Regions from separate parts of the Mus musculus genome. Here regions 2 and 3 are each linked to region 1. The links are chromatin loops, found by intact Hi-C in ENCODE. Cell type or tissue: left cerebral cortex. All regions are shown on one strand. Links, peaks and the distances in the headings refer to the core of each region. The heading gives the core; the rest is flanking DNA.

Evidence for each region. Hi-C counts contacts between places; a loop is a spot of excess contacts. Peaks named below come from ENCODE experiments on the same cell type or tissue, not always from the same donor. Only the 100,000 strongest peaks of a DNase experiment are listed, where the experiment ranks them.
Region 2: a loop joins it to region 1, with 3 times the contacts of the local background. A loop is called at or near these places in 2 of 42 quality-filtered maps.
Region 3: it touches region 1 in a loop (2.5-fold over the local background); 7 of 42 quality-filtered maps call a loop at or near these places.

What each region holds. Positions count from the first base shown.
Region 1 is chr6:18,507,100-18,514,943 of GRCm38, forward strand. Cttnbp2 (cortactin binding protein 2) reads right to left here and starts at 7,770. Exons shown (of 23, transcript NM_080285.2): 1 at 7,556-7,770. The coding sequence starts at 7,636. In left cerebral cortex, for the core only: no CTCF peak of the experiment used is centred there; DNase peaks (open chromatin) are centred at 4,971, 6,112 and 6,635; H3K4me3 peaks cover 2,764 bases; H3K27ac peaks cover 2,775 bases.
Region 2 is chr6:18,745,512-18,753,355 of GRCm38, forward strand. No RefSeq gene overlaps it. Among named protein-coding and RNA genes, the nearest start is that of Gm23648, 22 kb to the left of the region's middle. In left cerebral cortex, for the core only: no CTCF peak of the experiment used is centred there; a DNase peak (open chromatin) is centred at 3,582; H3K27ac peaks cover 271 bases.
Region 3 is chr6:18,397,768-18,405,611 of GRCm38, forward strand. It overlaps Cttnbp2 (cortactin binding protein 2), which reads right to left. Exons shown (of 23, transcript NM_080285.2): 12 at 7,417-7,496. Among named protein-coding and RNA genes, the nearest start is that of Gm40356, 34 kb to the right of the region's middle. In left cerebral cortex, for the core only: a CTCF peak has its summit at 3,488 (motif pointing right); a DNase peak (open chromatin) is centred at 3,492.

The DNA.
Region 1 (7,844 bases), core at 1,858-6,857:
AGGGCAACTGTATTAATGGATTGAGGAAATCTTACTTTTTTTTCCTTGAGACTAAAAGCCTTCGAGAAGTACTTGAGGAAAATTGATTTTGCATTTTTGCTTCAAAATTACAGAAATGTGTTTTTCCTAGTTTAATACTTTACACTAAGAACGAACTGCACTCAGATCTCTGTAAGGAAGCAAGAGTTTCTTTGAAGACAAATAAGAGCCATACAGAGGGAAACTGATGAGATATCTTGAACCTTTCAAATCTTGAAGGTTGCATTAACATGAATAGAAATTAAGTGCAACTTTCTAAACATTTAGAGCCTGAATTTAAAACAATTATACGAATTCTCAAGGGGGAAAAAAAAGCACATGGCCCTCAGGACTTCAAACTATTCAAAAAATTATACCCAGGTGTGGTGGCTCATTCCTTGGCCTAAACACTTGGGAAGCTGAAGGCAGGTTGCTAAAAGCCTGAAGCCAAGTTGGCCTGGGCTACAGTGAGATCCTGTCAGAACAACAGAAAGACAGGAAAAGAAAGGTGTGTGTGTGTGTGTGTGTGTGTGTGTGTGTGTGTGTGTGTGTGTGTGTGTGTTGCAGAGGGAAGGAGAGGGAAAGCGGGGGAGACTCTCTCACCCCTGCTTTTTCTTTCCTCAACTCACTTTTCTCACTGCCCCGCCCCCTTGGGTCTCATCTTTCTTCAGCAAACAGGGCCACCTTCACACTTGCAAGCTCTTGTAGACTGCAGAAATCTTTCCCTTCCCTTTCCATCCAGTCTGCTGCATTTCCTCATGTGGCAATTAATCACAGCCTGCCTTGTGCATTTCCCCAAAGTATGAACTCATCTTTAGAAACATCTCCCCATCCTTACTTGCTGTCAAGACAGCAAGAATATCACATCTTCTCATGCTTTCACCCAACAGGGTCTCTTACAAAAGAGAAAGCATGCTCTGGCTCTGGAAGCAACTAAGACACAACATGACAGGCTCCTCCAGAGGCACCTTTAGTCAGTCACATAGAGTAACCTACACTAGGGAAGGAACTAAGGAAGGCCTTAAGACTTGGTGAGAACTCAGGGCCCACCATGTACCTCTAGACAGGCAGCAATGCCTGAACACTTTCACACTAGCCAAGCAACTGTGTGTGGGAGGAGGGACCAGTGATGAGACAATGCCAGGAAGGGAACCCGGCTACGGGCATAGCTAAATTTAACCACAAGAAAGCTGAAGGGAAAACAGAAAAGTGGCTCTGACAGGCCTTTTCCTCCTCTTAGATTTCCTCTTCTTCCATTTTCTCTCCAGAGGGAAAAAAAAAAAGAACCCCCATTTCAGAAAAACTAACAAAACAAGAACAAAAAGCAAGTACTTTTCCATCAGATCTCAGATATCCATGCTGCCTAACAGGAGGCTTGAATCAGCCCCTCAGCGAGAAGCCTTCAACATCTCACGAGTGCCACAGAGAAGTTTGTAACACGCCACATAATGCATCTTGATTATGTGCAGGTGTCAAGTGCCAACGGGATGATTTTCAGATAAATGAGGACCTAGAAGGCAAAAATGATGGTCTTGGAGTGACCAAGCCCATTTGAAGAAGAGCTTGGGTCTTTGGATCATCTTGGTGCCCTTTTGGTGAAATATTGAAATGCTGGAACAAAATCAATTATAACTGTGTCCTCACTCCATAAATACTGTATTCACTATAGCCTTCAAATAGATCCCCAACCTAGTTATTTACTAAAAGAGAAGAGTCTTGGAGTCAAATCACTATTTCTACATGAACTACAGCATGCTATACACAGCATTAGTAGTCTTTAGTAGTAACTTAGTCATTTCTAAGTTACTTAGAAATAAATAGATACAACTAAAATCTTGGCAGTACTTCACCATTAATGCTACCATAGCCATTACACTCTGGACAGTAACTTCTGGACAGAAAGTGGGGAAGAAGGAGGAAAGGAGAGAGGGATGGGAGAGAGAGAGGGGGAGAGGGAGGGGAGATAAATATAAATGTGTTCTTTTATATGGTCCATGGGTGATGGCACCTTGCTTGTACAGACAGGTTCCAGCATTTTTCTGAATCTCACCAATCAGATAACCTGGCTGGCCATGACTGCCAAAGCCCAAGAAACCCTTTCGTCTCTACCTCCCTAAAGTGAATTCACATTACCATGCTGGGCTTTCTTAAGTGAGTTTCAAGCTCTTCATTGACTACAATATCACTTTAGCCCAAGACAAAGCCTTTTTAAATGTAATATAAGTCTTGCAGTAGGTAATTAGTCGAGAGGAATCTAATTAAGTCTTTTCCCCAATGAGCTGAGGTGGCAAGATCTATGAGCCCTGGGCAGAGAAGTGACTCCATCTCTGCCAGGCACGTGTGAAGCTGGATTCGAGTCCCACATCCCATGTGCCTGTCCACTACTCTAAAGCCTTGACTAATCTCTTCATTTCTGTCCAATCTTTTCCTGGGCTCAAACCTTTAGGAATTTGTCTCTCATCTATCAACCATTCCCTCCTCTCCACCTGTGATGGTTTGTATATTCTTGGACCAGGGAGTGGCACAATTTGGAGGTGTGGCCTTGTTGGAATAGGTGTGACCTGGTTGGAGTAGGTGTGTCACTGTGGGTGTGGGCTTAAGACTCTCACCCCAGGTGCCTGGAAGTCAGTCTTCCACTAGCAGCCTTTGGATGAAGACATAGAACTCTCAGCTCTGCCTGTGCCATGACAGCCTGGATGCTGCCATGCTCCCACCTTGATGATAATGGACTGAATCTGTGAACCTGTAAGCCAGCTCCAAGTAAATGTTTTTGTTGTTTTTATAAGACTTGCCTTGGTCATGGTGTCTGTTCACAGCAGTAAAACCTTAACTAAGACACCATCCTAATGAGTGATGTGGCATTAACTTTAACGTTAGAAAAGTCCAGGAAGGGAGCACTATGTTCATCAACATGTGACCATTCCATGCTCAGCCTCAGTTATCACAGGGAAGACAAGAGACTGAAAAGAAAACTAGCCAGGTAGTGGTGGCGCACACCTTTAATCCCAGCACTTGGGAGGCAGAGGCAGGTAGATTTCTGAGTTTGAGGACAGCCTGGTCTACAGAGTGAGTTCTAGGACAGCCAGGGCTACACATAGAAACCCTGTCTCGAAAAAACAAAACAAAACAAAACAAAACAAAACAAAACAAAAAAACTAAAAGCACTGAAAATCAAATTTTGAAAACAGAACTCTGGAAAGCATTGTTACGTCATTAAGAAGAACAGCTTAGAAAAGGGAATGAAAACGGACATGAAAATGGGGCTGGTGAGATGGCTGAGGAGGGAGAGGCACTTGCCTCCCAAACCTGACGACATGAGTATGAGCCCCATGGTCCAGAGATGGAAGGAGAGAACCGACTCTACCAAGCTGTCCTCTGACCTGCACACGTAAGCCATGGCATGTACACTAACCCTCCACCCTACAGCAAGCAACAGATGTTTAAAAACTGAAATTCAAAGGCCAGAAGATGTAGCTCAGTTAAAAAACACTTGTCCATAATGTCCAGTGCTCATAACTGAAGAAGAAAGGCAGGAAGAAAGTCAGTCTGTCTATTGACTTAAGGCCTGAAACATCTGCAGCGTTTACTATTATAAACCACAGACCAACATCTTCATTATTATCTTGTAATACAGAGTATATTTTCCAATTAGCTGATCAACATCAAGAATTATGAGAGCTTCTAATGAGCCTTATTTAAGAAATCAACTCATACAACTCTCCTGAAAGGTTCTACTCTACCCCCGCTACAGCATTGATGGCCACACGATCAACAGCAGCTATCTTTTCTTGCTGAAGAAGCACTAATGCTGTAAAATGTTTTGTCAACATATAAACTTATGGGAAACACATAAGAACAGAACCAACTGGTAATTTAGCTTTCGTATGGATTCAACCACAAATGGCCAAACGCTTTTCAACACAAAATTACTCCTATGAGAAATTTAACAGCAGCACCAATTGCTGTAAAAATAGACAGAACAGATGCAAACAGAAATATGTAAGCCATTGTTTAAAAACCAACAGTGTAACATGTAAAAATACCTCCATCCTAACCTTTCAAACTTTGCAAAACCTAAGCTGCGTTCTAAAACCTATAGCTGAAATGGTGACAGCTTTCTACTCCTCTTTGCGAACCTTTGCATGGGATGCCTGCAGAGGAAACTCAAGAAACGTCATGGCTACACAACATTTTCTGCCATCTCCATTCGTATCATCTTTCTGAGGGCCCAGCACACATGTCCTCCATCATGGGCTATCTCCAGTGCCTTTCATAAAACATTTCCAGATCCTTCCAGTAGGAACTCTCTCTCTTATTGTCAGTCCTAAAACGTCTGTCCACATTTTTTATGCCTGTCTTTGACTCCTCTGTACACTGCAGAGTTTACCATAGCCATACTTTGACAGGTCAAAGGCAGTAAAGATGCTACCCACCCACGATGTTACCACCTTCGTGACTGATGAGTGACGTGTGCTGAGTTCATGTCATTCCCCTTTTAAATTATTCTATCAAACTTTCAACATTCTCCGGCTACTATAAAACTATGATTTCATTTTGTGAAAAGTAAAAAAACAAAACTAGCTAAGAAGGCCCCTTTTTTTTGCATTTTTGTTCAATATTGCCACCTAGAAAACAAAATTTTCAAGGTGCCAGATGTAAAAGTTTAACACTGATGTGTTTTTTAACCAAAAAAACCCCGATGCCACGGTATTCCTTGTAATTGCCACCCTCATGGCAACATCTACACCTAAGCTTGGCATATCAGCTAATCCAGAAGTCCGGGAGGGGGGGCACTGGTTGCCTCCCCAAATACAGCTTTAAATGGATCTCCATTTTTTTCTTACTCCCAAATTCCACAGTGACAATACAAAGCAGACTCTGCTTTCCATACTGCCTACCAGAAAGAGTTACATTCTGAGCAGAAATAGCAATATGGCCTATAAAAGTCATCGCATTTGGCTGAGGTACTGAAAATAACCCAGGCTCCCAGCATGGATCACAGCGTAGACTATTAATACGATCCTATTGAATAATGTAGCTGTTAGCTCCGGGTGCTTTCAGGATTTAAACAACGAAGCACAAGGATAACAAACTAAATTTAAAACATTCCACTGGAAATTATATTAAACTGCAAACTATAAATTAAGCCAGTTACTAAGCAACAATCTAAATAGGAAAAAAAAAACCCTCTGAAAACATGCACTTTCAAAAATAGCCAATGGCTTTGAGGCTTCACTAGCCTAATTCTGCCAAATGTATGTGTGTGTGTGTGTGTGTGTGTATATGTATATATGTATATATATACATATACATATATATATATATATATATAAAGTTTTTTGTTGGCAAAAAGCAAAATATAGATTTAATTTTTAACCATTAGATGAAAAACAATCATGACAAACAGAATTACTGTACGTTTTCTTTAACCAAAAACAAACAAACAACAACAAAACAGCTAAGGCTGGCGATTGGGGTGGAGGAGGGGGGTGGGGGGGGTTAGGGCCTCTCATTCTAGCACTTTACGAGGAGGAGTTCATGGTAGGCTTTAGCTACATGTGATCCTGCCTCGAAATAAATAAATGAATAAATAAATAAAGACCAGTTTACTCAAGTAGCTAATGTTAAGAGCTCCTTTTTCAAGTGCAAACTTCTTGTTAAAATATATATATATATATATATATATTCCAATTTTACAGAATAAAAGGTAACATTTTTCCTTAAAGTAAACAGCTACTTTTACAAAAACAGTAAGTACTGTTATTGCAGGCTGGAAGCCTACAGGATCCCTTGGGAATCATGAAGAAGGTTCTTTCCAGATTTTTTTTTTCTTGACTTAATAAGAATCAAAAAATCCAGCTGCTAATTTATCCGCATTTGAGTTAGGCTCCTGACATTTCTAACCACTTGACAGGGAACACTGACCTTGTTGGAACAAAAGTCTTCCTGACAATGCAGTTTTGTTTATAGTCCTATACATCACACATCACAAAGCACATGCTGGAGTTGGTTTATCTTGTGCTTGAAATATCTTGCGGGCACAAAGGGGTGTTTTCTAAGTAGATTAAACAAACTATCCACCTTCCTGGGGGAGAAGAATAGAGTTCTCCCACACCTCCACTTCCCCCCTCCTCCTCATGGAGAACAGGACAGTCCATAATTTCAACTCCCAGAGGGACTTGTTTTAATAGACCCTTTCTCCCTTGTCACCGAAAGAAAGTAGCTCACAAGGGAAAGGCTTCATTTGAAATATCTTTAAAGTTCTTATTAGCAAAGAATGGAAAACTCAATTTCCCCCAAAAGCTCCCCAAGCCCAGATTCTTCCACTTTCACGATGGGGATTAGTGGTGCCCCTTCCCCTCCCCTCCTCTCGTGTTCTGCCTTTTGCAGCTATCAACCCAAGTACCTTCCTCCACATCTTTTTTTTTTTTTTTTTTTTTTCGTTCCAAGCCAGAGGTGGGAGGAAATTCAACAGCTCAGGTTGTTTACATCTGTTCCTGCCCTCTGCTGCCCAGACCCGGATTTGGATCTGGAGGTGGAAGACACTGAGGGGTTGTCCATGCGATACTCAGCTCACTCAGTCCCACTCCTCCAAAAGAGCTGTTGGATTTGGCCAAGAGTGGGAGGCGCTCCCAGACCTGTCTTTCTTTGCAGGTCTTTGCAGCTTTAGCAAGAGCTGCTTCCTCAACCTGCAAATATTTTCCAACCTGGCTTTGTGGGTCAAGACCCCACAGCAGGGTAAGAAGAGAATGTCTGTGCATGCAGACATTTAGAGTATCAAAGAAGGGAGCAGGTACGAGCCTAAGCAAGTCAAGGCGCCAGGGAAAGGGAACAATGTTTTGACACCGGGTTCAGAAAACCCAGTTCAATCCCGCTTTAGCTAGGGAAGAAGGTCCCTACAGATGACTGAGCGAGTGGCAGTCAGCTAGTACCCAAAGTGCAGGCGCTACGGGGCCTCTCTCACCAGTCTCCCCAAGACACATGAGCCCCCCCCCCCCCCACACACACACACAAAGAGCATCCCCACACCTGCCTAGCGATGGTTCACCTTCCCGCCTCTGCTACCCCAGGTCCCCTGAGAGGTGTCAGGCACCCCGAGACTGGCGTTCGCTCCGCACCCCGGAGAGGTGAACAATGGAGACTGAGATACCCCGCGAGTGAGCAAAGGGGTCACCAGGGACGCGTGTGGTGTCCAGAAGGACCGACAGGCCCCTAGTACCCGGGGGTGGGGGCTGGCGTTTCCCCACTTGAGCCCGCTTCTGGCCCTGGGGACACTACGGGGAAGGGACACACGAAGGGCACACCCCGGGGAAGGAATGGGTAATCAAGGGAAGAGGAACAGGAGAGAGGGGATATCCTGGAGAAGGAAGGGAAACCCTTGGGAAGGGAGACCTCGGGGAGTTAAAGGAGCACCCTAGAGAAAGACAAGGCATCCCAGGAAAGGACCGGGCACCCCTAGGGGAGTGTCCAGTGGGGACCCTGGCACCAACCCCAGCCCGCGTCTACGCGGTTCCCCGCGCCCAGGGAACTCGGTTACCGCCGCCTCCGCCGTGGCCCCCTCCGTGTCACCCGGGGTGCGGGACAAGTCGGGCTCGCAGCTCGCGCTGTCCGTCGCCATCTTCCTGCTCTAGCGGATCCGAATGCGAGCTCGGAGCGGCGGCGGGGTTCAGCTCTCTCGGCGCGGGCGGTACTTAACCCGCTGCTGGCTGTGGCCGCCGCGCTCTCAGCCCGGGAGCTCGGCCGCCCCCTCCCGCCTCTCCGCGCCGCCCCTGCCGCTTAACCCTGTGCGCGCTGGAGACGCGGCGCCCCGCCCACCCGCTAGCCCA
Region 2 (7,844 bases), core at 1,367-6,366, 240 kb after region 1:
AAGGAAGAGGAGGAAGTAGAGAAAGAGGAGGAGAAAAAAGGAAAAAGAGAAGAAAGGAGAAGAGAATGGGGAGAAAGGAGAAGGAGAGCGGAGAGGAGGGGAGGAGGGGAGAGGGGAAAGGAGGGGAGAGGAGAGGGAGGGGGCAGGGGGAGGGGGAGAGGGAGAGGGAGAGAGAATGTGGCCCCAAAGTCAACTGAGTTAAAATTGTATCTTATTGGCAACTAATGTTAAGTACTTCAAAATGTTTGCAGAAAAAGTCTTGCTGATAGGAGTAATATACTAAAAGCTAACTTGAAAATATGAGCAAATGATGAAGACATTGTTATTCTAGTCTTGTAGGTTTTCTGTAAATCTGAAGTTATAGAAAAACTGTTTCTATAAATATTCTTGTGCAATATTTAAAGACACTAGAGAAATATCAACAACATAGTACTTTTATTATTTCCAAGAAGAATAGACAATTACTAGTGTTGTCCCACTTACTTTCCTGTTTTGAAGCAAAAAATGTCCTGAAAACAAGCAGAAAAATTGAGCACATCTGTGTCTGCATAAAAGAGAAGAGTAGAAGTGACACCCACTAGAGTAGATTTAATTATCCCTTAAATTAGGAAATAAAACTCAGAGTATATGGTTACCCCAGGAACAGTATGATGGCTTTCTGGGCTTTGGCTTTTCTGCAGGCTTTTCAATTCAGCTAGAGCTATACATTAAAGTGTATTGGATGATTTTGTTATTTATGAAAGGTCCAAGATGTTAAATTGCTATTTTAGTTCCTATAAAAAAGCAAGACCCACCAGGGTTTGTCAAATATCAGCTGTCTAAGCTGGTCACCAAGAAGGACTTGATTTGTCTTGCTTTGATTTGGTTAAAATTCCCATAAAAATGTCATTTTAATGGTGTCATTTGATGGGAATTGTGATAAGCTATTCAAAAGTCTTTCAAGATTCTCGTTTCAAGATCACTAAATAATTTACATGGGTCAATATTGCTGAAACATGATACTAGAGAGTAAAAGTTGCAATAGAATTATAACCCAGGCCTGCGTTGCTCTTTGTCTAGCAGTCATCCTTACAAAGTTGAACAAAAATCAGTGCCTGGGAAGACTGGAGACTTGATTTGAACAGAAACTTGAAGTGCATACTGGAGAGACATGGGATACCATTATGGCCTTTCATCACATTTACTCTTCTTCAGATATTTGTATCCAGAAGTTCATATTTAAGGCTTTAATCTAATGTTCTTTGGTAAACAGAAACAAGGACATATGAAAAATGGGAATTCAATACTGAGCATCAAAACAAAACAGTGTAGACTTGGGGAGATGGCTCACTAGGTAAGTGGCTCACTAGTAAGGGACCACCAGAATCTGTATGAAAAAAAAATCTGGGCTCTTTGTAGGCATCTCAAATTCTAGTGAAGAGGAAAGGGAGAAAGGTGGACTCCCAAGAGGTTTCTGGCCACTCAGTCTGTAAGTGCTGGGTACTGGGTTCTGTGAGAGAGTCTGTCTCAGAATATAAAATGTGAGCAAGTGACAAAGACCTCTGGCTTCAGTACTCACATATGCAACACACACACACACACACACACACACACACACACACACACACACACACACACATATGCGAGCATATACCCATGCATATAAAAAACTAGATGCAAAAAAATCTTGGAGCAAATTGTGTGTGTGTGTGTGTGTGTGTGTGTGTGTGTGTGTGTGTTCACGCGCACATGCACACACCATGAAAAAGAACAATGTCCTGGAGTTAGGGTTTCAGGCCCACTATTCACACAAGGGAACCTGCTTGAGGTGTCAGGAGCTAGTGGACCTGGCTCCTCTTCTCTCTTCTCTAATGGATTCTACTTTTGTTTTTCCCTGTCCCTCCCTACTTCTCATTATTCCCTGATCCCATTTAAAAATCTACGAAAATATAGATTTCATTCCCTTGAAACTTCTCAGTAAAGATAGTCATGTTATTTATGCTGTTACCCCTTTGGAATTTCAAGAAGTTTCCTACCTTTTTCAATATCTTTTCAGTGCCCCCCTCTCCCTTGGCAGAGAATAAATCCTTAGTCCCATAGTAATTATCTCCTTTCCTTCAATCCCTTCAATGGAAAAAACCATAAAGAGTACTATTTTCATTTTGAATGACTTCCAATTGTAACACTTCACATCCCAAGAAGATAAAATTATTTTAATATAACTTTTATGTCCTTGCATGGGAAAAGAAAAGCAGCACAAAGCCACTGTTGTCCAGTTCTGTCCTTCCCACCCTTTACTGAGGGAAAACATGGCAAGTTGGGTAGGGAGACTTCTGTGAAGATAACCAATCAGAGGAGAATTTGTGATTGCTCTACCTCTAGACAAATGGCTACTATTGTGACTAATATAACCACTCATGGAAAAAGTGTCTGCATGGTTCTGCAACAAGACAGACTGGAACACCAAGGGTATACAGAGCCCGTGGTCTCTCATCTCCAGTAAATTATATTCTCACACATTTTATGATAACATTAAAAAATTAAAGAATCATTCAGGATGGTGTGGCTCAGTATGTAAAGCACTTAAAATGTAAGTCTTAGTGCCTGAATGAGAATCCCTGGAGTCTTCCTAAAGCCAATAGATGTTGCATATATCTGAGATTACGCAAGCATGTGCATACACACGCACGCACACACACACAGACACACACACACACACACACAGACACACACACACACACACACACACAGATTTTATAAAACCTAAAAAAGACAAAATAATAATTCAGTAAAATCATGGTAATTGTATTACTTGCATGAGTTTTGTTTTAATCAAGATTTCATTACGTTGAAGTGTGTGGAGATAAGAGAACGTGACTACAGAGCCTCTGGCCTAGAGAGAAACGGGTGGACCTGTGAGTCAAATTCAGATCCTCATGAGGAACAGTACCTGTTGTCACCTCTCCAGGCCCTAAGGACTTCTGTGAGGTGTTCAGCTGCATATAAGCAGTATTTATTTCTCAGTGGTAATATTGTATGATTTTTCAAAAACTTCTAATTTTGTATTGTCACAAATTTTAATGTTTTATAGTAAATATTAATGTAAAGTTAAATTTGTTTCTTTTTTAATTAAAAAGCAAACCTTGACATCGTTAAAGCATTCATTATTTCTCAGAATGAAAAGTTACATTAGAAATACCTGTTTTATATAAAAACTCAATACAGGATGATTTAAATGACCTAACACTGAAGTTACTTTTTAATACTTTGTAATGTTTAGCTTTTGGAAATATTGAATGTATGTGGAATCCTCTGGCAAAGTCAGCTTTCTTTGTGCAAATTGAGTTGTTATGGTTATATCACTTTATACTTGCAGCTAAAATGTCTGTATTATAGGTTTATAAATTTAAATTATCTCATTCCTATTGAATTTGGAAAAGGTGGTTTTGATTACCTATATGAGACCCAAGAGAGCCTTACGTCACTCTCTGAACAGGCAGACCACCAATCAAATACAGTGAAAATAAATTCTTACTGTGCTTAAAAGAATACTTTTCTCAGCCTCCCCCATCCTCTCCCACCAACCATCTGGACCTCCCTGCAGCCATGGGAGCAGCAGGAGAAAGAGCACAAGAGAAAGAAAGGGAACAAGAGTGAGAGCAAGAGAGAGTAGGGAGACCACCCCCAGCTTAGGAAGCCTACGAATACACCAGTCACAGGGTGTAGAGGGAAGAAAACCTCCCAAAACATGATTTTCCTGCAATGTCCAACTGACATGATTGGAATTTTAAGCAGATTCTCTAGGTCAAATAAAGGGAAACTATTTGGCAAAGGGTACGTAGAGAGATCATCTAGATAGTGGGATTGGGGACTGTGGGTGAATATGAGCAAAGCACAATGGTGTACATGAAAAGGTCAATAATGAAATATTTTATGCGTATATATTTTTTTCAAGGGGATGAAAATATATGAGGCTATGGTAAATAATATTAAAAATCCAGACTTTCAAATGGTATGCTTTGTCTACAAAGATTGGGGGTTCAATTCAGATTGAGTTTCTGTTGGTAGATGTAGAAATAAATTACAATCACTCCATTCTGCTCCCTTAACTTCCTACATTTAGAATGTTTTACAAACTCGTTTTGCATTTTTCCTAAGAATGACTTCAAAATCATGACCTTTTTGCATTACAAACACACATACATGCACATATACACACATATCCATATATATATATATCCATATACACACATATCCATATATATATCCATATCTGTATATATATCCATATATATACATATACTCATAACAAAATTTTAGATATGAACACCCTGCTTAGTCTATACAATATTACTTTTATATATGTTCTGCGTACTGACCACTACGTTTTAGGTGACTGATTACTGTGCTCTTCCCTGGGGAAGACTTTTTCTCCCACACTCTCAATTCCATTGTTGTCTGTAGTTCTTGTGTATGTTGAAGCCTTGTAGACATTATCCAGTCTGTCAGCATGTTTATAAAAATGAGCCAAGAGGATTTGAAGTGAGGAAAATGTAGGGGAAAATAATGTCTTTATATTACAATCTCAAAAAATAAATAATTTAAAAATTTAGCTAATACTTAGCAATATTGCATCACTTGATAAGAAAGTGGGGAAAAACAGGATAATTCAACACTCTGGTGCTGTAAGTAAATTTTATGATAAAAAAGAAAATCAATGAGCCTAATGAAACAGTTGGCAAGCAGCAGTAAGCTGTGTTGCTTAGTCCTTTGAAGGTCTTTGCTGGGTGCAGTGACCTCAGCTCCAGCAGGAAGGAGCTTCACTGGTGAGGCCAGTGAGAATAGAAGGTGAATAAGACTGATCATTCTCTAGAATTTGATTCCTTATTTTCCCTGTCACTAATGCTCTCCCACCCCTCTCCCCACTCTCTCCACAATTGCATTAACATTTATTAGGGAGCCCCTTATCCCACCTCCGTACTGGTTTACCACTGTTTCTACTCCGGCTGTACTTGGCCTTTCCCTCCAGTCTCATCCTCCATTCTACTACATGGAGATTTTCACTGTAAGAGAAAGAGCCTTTTTTATTTACATGAAAAGGGGGAAATGTTGGGGTTGGTTTGGTGCTGCTGGTATGTACTCAAATCCTAAATCCTGGCCCCTAAGATCTGGTTTCCACAGAGGAGCAAATTCTCAGGTACACCAGCTTTTGTTGTGTAAACTTTGCTGCCTAGGATAACTGGTCAATAAAATGCTAAAACCTGTGACTGGGCAGTAGAGACAGAAAGGCAAGATGAGTGGGGGCTTTCAAGAGAGAACAGCAGGGAGAAGGAAAAAGGATACAAAGAGAGGAGGAGGCTACCATGAGAGCAAATGGACCATAAGCACATGGTCAGGAGAAATAAAGTAATAAGAGACATTTGTCTGGGATGTAAGTCAGAATAGCTCAAACCCTGCCCAATCCAGGCTGACAGCTTATAAATAAAATACCAGGATGGTGTGTTTTTTATATGGGCTAGCTAGAACATATAATTTTTATTATAAACAAGTATTATCAACATAGAGGGGAGACTAACCACTCAAATAATTACAACTGCTAACAGCAAATATTTCATGTCACAGGATTTTCCCTGTCCAGTTACATTAGTGCAGAGAAGGCCTGTGACTAGACAAGGAAAGGGAGGTGGAGCTAAGAGTTGCAGAGACAGAGAGCATCTGGGGGGGGGGGGGTGAGAGAAGAAGGAAGATGTCTGCTGACATTAACCTGTGAGGTGATTACCAGCCACAAATAGCTATGATTTCACAAGGTTAGAAATATTTGGATAAAGCTTTTATCATTATTAATTGGCTCTGAAATTATTGTATTGGCGTCTTGAAAATTGTGATTATTGATACATAAATCTAATTGGTTAACTATAAGCTTAAGAGTCTTGATTTTACTGAGTTATTGGGTTATTGGTTATTGTCATATATAACCATGAGGTTGGCAGTTTCATTTAGTTATTGGAATGTGGTATTGCTGACTACATGGGTTTATGGCTGAGGAAGAACTAGCGGCCCCCAGGACAAGTGAGCCAGATGCTGCAGGGGCTAGCTAAAGAGAGGTAATGGCTGAGACAGGCGCACAGGAGCATGGTCCTGCCCCGGCAGAGAGTTGGTGTGCTTTTTTTTTTTTTTTTTTTTTTTTAAATATTTCCTGCAACAATTTCAAATTAGATTTTTAAATTAAAACTAATTTGAAATTTAATTTCAAATTAAGGTTATGATTACAAAAAAGCATGTAGATGTTGTTGTGTTTTATAACAAAGAAGCCAGGGATATGTTTGGTAGAGCCGTAGTATGTGTGGGATAAGGGGGTGCCTCTGTGTACCCATGCTAAGGCATCCCTTCCCCCTGAGGTACCAGCCACGCAACGGTATAGTACAGAATAAAGTTTATTTAGGGCATGGAGAGGGCATGGAGTTGAGGGGTTAGTAGAAACAGAGAGCGAAGAGAGGAAGGGAGTAAGAAGAGCAAGAGAGTGAGGAGGGGGGAAGCAGCTCCTTTTATAGTGAGTCAGGCATACCTGGCTGTTGCCAGGTAACTGTGAGACAGAGTCTAGAAGGAATGCCAGGAGTTGGAACCTCTTTAAGTGAATGCCAGTTTTCTAGTTCACTTAAAGCAAGTGTTTTACAACTTAAAATCAGTATAAACAACATTAAAAGTGCATATATTGAAATCACCTTCAGTCACCTGTTTTTGGAACATGAGTGTAGGATAGATACAGATTTCTTTTCTATTTTTATTAATTTATTTATTTGCTTTAAGTCCCAATTGCAGCTTCCCACCCCCTCTCTCCTCCTAGTCCCTCTCTCTCTCTCACCTCATCACCTCTCTATCCCTATCCACACACCCTTCCTCTTCCTCCATTCTCCTCAGAAAGGGTGAGGCCGCCCATGGATATCAACCAGCCTTGGCAGATCAAGTTGCAGTAGGACTAGGTACATCTTCTTCCATAGAGGCTAGACATGGCAGTCCAGTTGGGGAAAAAGGATCTAAGGGTAGGCAATGTAATCAAAGACAGCTGCCACTCCTACTTTAGGAGTCACAAATGATGACCAGCTACACATTTTGTTCAATTCAATGTATCTATTTGGACATTTGCACATGAGATATCTCTGAATAGCTATGCCATTTCTATCAGTGTTTGCTTATTTCTGTCCCAAGAATGCATCGTGGACATCAGCCTTTAATGTACTTCATTACTTGTGCCACAGAACCAGTAACAGGGCCAATTTAGATCTGTACTAGTGTGGGGAGAGCATGGGATCAAATTCTTGTCCTGTTCTGAAAATGGAGGAGGCAGAGTCTAAGAGACAAGAGAGGATAAACTATTAGACTGGTGTCTTAAGGATAAACTTTGGGTTGCTGATACAGGGAATGTTAAATACTGAAAATGCTCACAGCTTTGCATGTGGGGGAAATACATTACAAACAACCAAAGTGCAGGCCCATAGGAGTAAAAGAGGCTCCTATCATTCTGAGGGTCTTATGGAAGGCTCAATGAGAGAGAAGTCTAAGTAAGGGTGGGCAGATTTGTATGTCAGATCATTTTGTCCCTGGTTGGTGAGATAACCTCTCTCCTATTCCTTACCAAATCAATATCCACTCACTAGCACAGAAAGCGGAAAGAATGGCCCTGGTACTTGGAGAATGAAAGTTTTCTCTACCAGAAATAGTTAAAGAGTTTCTGATGGAATAATTTTTTGATTCTTCCCAAGTTGTGTATCTCTGCTAAAAACAATATACTTGCTTAACCGTGGATGACATAAAAAGTTCAACATTCATCTTATATGTTTTCCCATACATAATTAATCCAAGGCAAA
Region 3 (7,844 bases), core at 1,367-6,366, 110 kb before region 1:
TGTGCCTCCTCTCCCCTGGAAACAGATATGTTTACAGAAGTTATGGGAATGTATTCAGGATACAGGAGCACACAAAGACCACCTGCCGGTTATTATTTTGTAAGCTAGAGAGAGAAGCTAAAAAGAATCATTCTTCAGGGGCCCCGTGATGGTGAGCTTAGGACTGGCAGTCAGGGTATGTAAGACCAGGTTTCTGATAGCCATGAGTGACTTTTCTCTGAAGTTAAATACTGTTCTGCTGTTGGTATGCCTTCAGTACACACTGGTGGCTATAGCTACCCAGCGAATGTCACATCCCAAACACCGTAGACTGGACACAGTACTGGCACAGCTCTTTTCTGTGCTATTGGTGGCCTAGCAAGGCAATGGCAGTTGTGCAGGCAAGGACCGAGACTGAAGCAAGGTGTTTTTCAGAAATGTGAGGATATTCTGGAAAGTACAGCTGAGGTGCAGTTTCTAGGCTGAGGAGTTGCTGCACCATAAAAATCATCAGAGAAAAATATAATTGAAGAATATTTCTGAGCAGTAATTGTTCTCCTTTGTACGTATGAGTGGGAATACAGAGAATGTGTGGGATTATACCTGTCATTAAAAATGATGACGAGATTTGTCTAGTTCTGGCCACTTCTTCTCAATCTTAAATAGAATCTACAGAGGTGGACTTTTTTATTCTTTTGGTTAGCTTAGGAAATTTTACTATGTTTTGGGTACCATCTACTGCTTTCCTATATTTCTAAGGAACAACTACAATACTACTCTTTGTTCCTTGTGAATGCATCTGCCATCTTATGACATGATTGTAGCTCTGACCTTCTGGTTGGCATGTTGAGAGAGCTCCTTCAGACAGCTTTGTGCCTTGTGCCTCATGCAGGCATCAGTAAGTTCATCCTACTGTTCATCATCTCAGTGTTATTCTCCACTGGCTTGAGTAAAGCCTCAGAGCATCTTCAGTTTCTCATCTAGTTCCTTACTTCACCCAACTGCTTCCCAACATTGTTCTTTTCCATCCTAGTCCACATTTTCCTACAAATTGCTCACATTGATTTCACAGTTTTATTTCTTTGCAGCCTAGAGAATTGCCCATATTTTATTGGTCTGGTTTTTCAATGGCTAGGATCTGTACTGGTCCCCTCCCATGCATAAGTAGAAATTATAACTGGATCTAAGGTGGTAAATTAGGGATGGTTTCCCTAAGAGTTGAGCCAGCTGGTTTTATGTCAATTTGATAGAAGCAGAGTCATCTGAGGGAAGGGAGCAGCAATGGACAAAATGCCTCCATAGGGTCAGGCTGTAAGCAAAGCTGTAGGCAATTTCTTATTTAGTGATGTATATCAGATGGCCAGCCCATTGTGGGTGGTGCTGTCACTGGGCTGATGGTCTTGGATTCTATAAGAAAGCAGACTGAGCAAACCATCTAGAGGAAGCTAGCAAGCATCATTTTCCCCACAGCCTCGTAATCAGCTCCTGGTACCAGGTTCCTGCCCTGTTTGAGTTCTTGCCCTGAATTCCTTCTATGATAGATAGTTCCATGAAAGTATAAGCAAAATAAACCCCTTCTCCCTGAACTTATTTTGAGTGGAACGTTTCATCACAGCAATAGCAACCCTGATTATGACAGGAGGTATCAGTGCCCTTATGAAAAGTAATAGAGCAATCCCCATTGCCTTTCCTACCATATTAGAACACAGTAAGAAGATACTATCTAGATCCAGAAAACAGACCCTCACCTCACTGTACTGCTGGTGCCTTGGCCTTGAACATCCTGGCCTCCAGGTGTGTGACTATAAATATTATAAGCCATCTAATCTCTGACATTTGTTAAAGCAGCCTTCAGAATGACAGTATTTCCCTATAGGTATAGCATTAATATTTTATTGTTTAAATGCTGTAAGACCATGGGGAATTTGTTACACTAACACAAGAAGTGGGTGCCACTCCTGGATTCACTTTGCTAGCTAAAGCCCCTTAGGTCACTGGGTGAATGACTGACTCATATCTATAAGTCACTGATTAAACTATTGGCTCCAACAACAGTTACAGGATCCTGCTGTGCAACAAGACAGAGAAGTGCACAAGGATGAACTACAGCTGTTTCTCTCCAGTCCCACCAAAGTGCTCATGGGTAATGCACCTCTCAGGCCTCAGCATGGTCTCACCAGGCTTCATCCACTTCTTTACATTGTCTAATGGATATGAAAGGATTCACATCGATAGAGCAGATGAGACTCTCACTGTGCAGCCAAATTGGAGCCTAACTGCTCAGGCTTCTCACTGGTGTCAGTCTTGTACTTTTGAATCCCCGGGAAGACAGTAAGGAAGGGGTGACAGTGTTTCCTAGCTCATTGCAGGGAGGAATCAGAGAAAACGAGCCTAACATTCCCAAGGCAGTAGGGAAGTCTTTGGGTCTCACTAATGGAGACCTCAGCTCTGTTTTTCTGACGTTTTGTCCTTTTTCAAAAAGCACCTTAGTGGTAAACTGTGCACCAGAAATTGCTGTCCAGGTGCAATTCTATACTAGTACTCGCCAGCTCTCCAAATTAATCCCCTATCACTCTGAATTGCTGAACAGAAATTCTTTCACAAGGAAGGGATTGTTTCATGCCAGTGAAATGGGATACAGATTTCCAGGATTTACTGAACATTCTGCCCCTGAGATTTTCAACTGGCCTTGCAATTTAATCTTGGTTCGCTGCTGAAAACAAGAGCACTCTATTCATTACAACTCTCCTGTCAAGCTGTCTACACTTCCTGAAGGCTGACTCTGAAATCATATAACAGCAAAGGGTCCAGCTTCCGAGATGAGCTACAAACAGCCACACCTCACCTGTTAAAGCACATATATTTTTTTAGGGTGCAAACGACAGGAAACAATTTAAAATTTATTGAATGGACCTCTTCTACAAGCAGTAAACTCTTCACATTTATGCTTTATAATATCCTCCTTGAAGTACAATAAAATATAAACAAAGAAGTTACTGTATAGATAAAGAGAAAACAAATGTACAAAAGTCCTGATTGTTTGAATTTTAAAATATACTTTCTAATCATGATCTCTTTACATTTCAGGTATTACCAGTTCTTTTTGTTGTTGTTGTTTTTCGAGACAGGGTTTCTCTGTATAGCTCTGGCTGTCCTGGAACTCACTCTGTAGACCAGGCTGGCCTCAAACTCAGAAATCCACCTGCCTCTGCCTCCCAAGTTCTGGGATTAAAGGCGTGCGCCACCACGCCCGGCTCTTACCAGTTCTTTTGCTCACTGTTTCCTTTGATCAAATGATACATAGGTATATTGATTATCATTTGCAACCAACCAAAATTAATTACTGAAAGCCAACTAGTTATAAAACTAGTTCATTGATACTAGTATGCATATGAAAAGCTTTGTCAGGAAGACAACCTATCCATTTCAGAGTTATCATATCACATTTCCCCAAAGGCCAAACTCTTAGGTAGAATATAAAATCATGCTCTATGCTTCATGCCTCCAGCAGAGGGCTCTACAGTTAGATGGATTGGTAGGTAAGCTAATACTGTTTTGGATGGAATTGCTGATGAAAAGGAAATCTGTTTGAAAATGATGAAATCAAGTTCAACTTCTAAAATTATAACTTGAGTCACAGTCACCAGAGTTATTCTGCTATAGTGTGACACTTTTGCTTATTAGTAAAGGTACACTGGCCTCATTATCATGACCGATACTAATCCAATTTAGTCTTGGGTCTTCACATCCTGTTGGGGGTCCCATATCACATGTCAATCAGGGCTTTTGAAGCATAATGATTCAACAAGCTCAACAATGGCCCAGCCATTCTTTAATTTTTTCCTTCTATAATGTTTTCCCACAGAATGGGGAGTTGTCCATTGCTTTCCATGTGCAAACTGAGCTGTGTCTTCAGATTTGTGGTATTTTGAAGCAATAACACCTCAACTTTGGTTTGCTGTTCCACTTGTCATACACAGTCCGCATAAGACCTGCTGCCCAGAGACAGTTTGAGGCCAGCTGTGCTGAGACATTAAACACGAGAAAGACTGGAAAAATAATAGGGCATTACTTTGCCAATAAAAATTGGGATAGCTGTCAATTAAAAGGTCATGCTTTACAGCTAGGAATTTCACTTCAGTCTCTCCCGACACATAATTTCAAAGAAATGATTTACTGTCTTTGGGGCATGAATGGGTGTTACTGTCAATTCAGTCACAGAAACTGCTCCTGAACTTCTATCATCTCAAAAGTCACTCCCAGGTAAGTGATGTACACATTTGAAATAATAGCCATGCAACTGTACATTTTTCGATGAGAAAACAAGAATTAATAACAATGACTGGTAATTCTTGAAATTTGAGCAGAACTATCAGTGGAGTTAGAATGTAAGTAATGATCTATCCAACTAGCATTTGGAATATTAAAAAGAAAAGTGAAACTTGATTCCTTTGTGTTTTGTGATTTGTAACCATTTTGTGAGGTCACTCTTAACAAAACAAACATAAAACCCCTCTGTTTTGGTTTGGTTTTTTTCTTTTGAGATAAGTAGGGTCTCAGTTTTGTAACCTAGGCTGCCCTTGAATTTACAGCAATTCTCTTGCCTTAGCTTTAGCTCTTCTATGTTTACCAAACCACACTTCCCTGTCAACTTAATGGGGCATTTCTCTAATAGAATGAAGTGTTACAAAATAAACTGTAGTGGCTAGTTCTATGTCAACTTGACACAAGCTAGAGTCATTCCGAGAGGAAGAAATCTCTTTTAAGAAAATGTTTCCACAAGGCTGGAGGGAAGAACATTTCCTAATTAATGATGCTTGAGGGGAGAGTCCAGAACATTTTAGGTGGGGCCATTCCTGGACTTGCAGTGCTGGGTTCTATAAGAAAGCAGGCTGGGCAAACCAGGAAGCAGTATCCTCCATCACTGCAGCATCAGCTCCTGCCTTTAGGCCCTTGCTGTTTTTGATGGTGAACTGTTACATGGAACTGTGAATGAAATAGAACCTTCCCTCCCCAAGTTGCTTTTGATTATGGTGATTCATCACATTGATAGAAGCCCTAACCAAGAAAAATTGGTACCAGAAGTGGGGTATCTCTGCAGGAGACCTGACTATGTTGTTTTGGAGATGACTATGGAAGGATTCTGGAACTTTGAGCAAGAAAGACCACTGAGTGTTGAGAGATCAGTAAGCTGGTATGAGGGAGCTTGGGAGATACAAATGGTGAGAGCAGTGTAGATAATGGAGGTTTGCTTTGTGATGTTTCACAGGGAAACAAAGGCTCTACCTGGCCTACTGTGTAAAGAATATATATGGTGTCTGTTCAGCTGAAACTAAAGAATTAGCTATGGTTAACAAGAGACCATAACCACTAAGGTAAAAGGACAAGATCTATAAGTTGTCTCCATAAGATCAAGCTATAAACAAGTCAGTGGAACATACCCTTAATTAGTGATTCTTAGGGGAGAGGTCAGCCCATTGTGGATAAGGTCATCCTTGGGCTGATAGTACTAAGTTCTGTAAGAAGCAGGTTGAGCAAGCCAATGAGCAGCACTCTTCTCTGGTCACTGATTCAGCTGCTACCTTCAGGTTCTTGCCCTCATTGGTTTGATGAATTGTTATGTGTAACTGTGAGCAAAATAAACTCTTTCCTCCCTAAATTTCTTTTGGCCATGGTGTCTCATCAGAATGACAGTAACATAAAACCCATCAAGATCTTTAAACTGTCATAGTTTTTGGATTAAGACAATTTAACCCTTGGTCAAAACCTTGGATAATACGGTGATGTTGGGAGGGGAGAGGGGAGAGGAAGTAGCTATACTCACAGCCTGGGGCTCATATTCCTGACAATCAGGGGGCCATACCCTCAGCTTTCCTTTAAGTAAGGGATTAGCTGGAGTTCTTCCTCTTGGGCATATTTGATGCTTTGAAGGGAAAGGAAACATATAAAAGCAAAAAGAGAAAAGTGATAATGTCCCACAGAGAGGCCTAATTAAGTTCCCCCTGGCTGAGGGTGCAAGGTGAGTTCAGACTCCGAGGTCAGCTTTATCAGTGCATAGCTTTACCAAAACATTAATTTAAATGTGACAGAAACAACTTGTGTAAAGAGTCCCAAACGAACTATTTTTTTAAAGGCTGCCTAAGGGAGCCAGCAGAGCTTTTATTCACTTATTGTTTTATGGCATTCATAGTAGTTTCAGCAGATCTCACTCAGACACAGGGTACCTTAGGCACTTCCAACATTTGGGGTCCATCGGTGACTATGTATGCTGCTTTGATCATAAGATCCTTTTAACCTCTCTTTGCCTTACTTATTGTAGGGATGTTATAAATAAACAAACCAAGTAAAAACACTTGTATCACCTACATCTACTAAGTATGTAACAAATGTATCATATTTTCTTGTCTGTTTTGTATCTGATTTACTGCTTTCTTTGATATTCATATTCCTCTTCTTCCTATTAAGAACATACTGCCAAGTTTGAGCAGGAAACTCTGTTACACCACAGCAAGACACATTTGCTAGCTCAGTAGGAGGCTGACTTAAAATACTAGTCAATGGGCTGCAAGCAGTAACAGTAGAATATGGTGCTGAGACTCTGGAACTTGGATGTTCACCATGCCCAGACCTCTCACCTGCTGCAAGTTAGATATGTGAAAAGAATAAACTTCAGACCTCGTGATGGTTTGCATATGCTTGGCACAGGGATTGGCACTAATAGAAGATGTGGTCCTGTTGGAGTATGTATGGCCCTGTTGGAGTAGGTATGTCACTGAGGGTGTGGGCTATAAGACCCTCATCCTAGCTACCTAGAAGTCAGTATTCTGCTAGAAGCCTTCAGAATAGATGTAGAATTCTCAGATCTGCCTGCACCATGCCTGTCTTAGACACTTCCATGTTCCTACCTTGATGACAATGGACTAAACCTCTGAATCTGTAAGCCAGCCCCAATTAAATGTTGTCCTTTATAAGACTTGCATTGGTCATGGTGTATGTTCACAGCTGTAAAACCCTAACGAAGACAGCCCTATTTAATCTCTAATTGTTTGGTTTCTGTAAAAGAGGCCAAATCAATATTCCAACAGATGTGAACTTATTTACTTAATGTTAAATTGTATTAGGCATCTTTATATGAATGCCTATTCCTTTCTGTGTCTATTATTTGATGGCACATCCTTATTAAGGGGCAGGTAATATGTTTCTACCCAAGTTAAAGCACTTTAGTCATCACAGGTAGTCTCTCTGGGACAAAGAAATGGACATGTGGGTTATAGTGACAGAAATCCAGGCCAGTGATGGACAGCCTGCCAGGGAGGGGTGTGTTGGAGAAACAAAGTCCTAACTTAGAAACGTGAGGTGGGTGGGCTCCCACACTTGTCTACATGGACCACCTGATGGATGGATGTCTCAGTAGTGACGATGACAGTGCCAACATACCAGCCTGAGGTAGTTCTGCAGCATCTGAAGTGGGATCATGGATGCGTAAGTCACACTACTGAGGCAGCCTTCTTGGGGACCTGTGAGAAATATACACAGAGAAGGAAAATTGGCCTTCTTGTAAAATACAGATGATCAAGACACCACACAAGCTACTATGAAAGAAACAGGATAATTGCGGACTTAGAGGAGCTGACATTTAGCCAAGAAACCTAAGAGTGAGTATGATAACTAGTGCTCCTGGAAACCTGAAAGCTCTACAGTGATCCTTGCTGCCCCACCCCCTGCCCCAAGAAGGTCCTAGGACCATTTTAGCAACTACAGCCAGGAACTCCAGAATCCAGCTGTAACTCTGTAGCTGAACATGCAAGCTTTTGTGCTTCACTGTTCATTCTTGAAAGCTAACACAGATAACCCGGTCTTTGGAA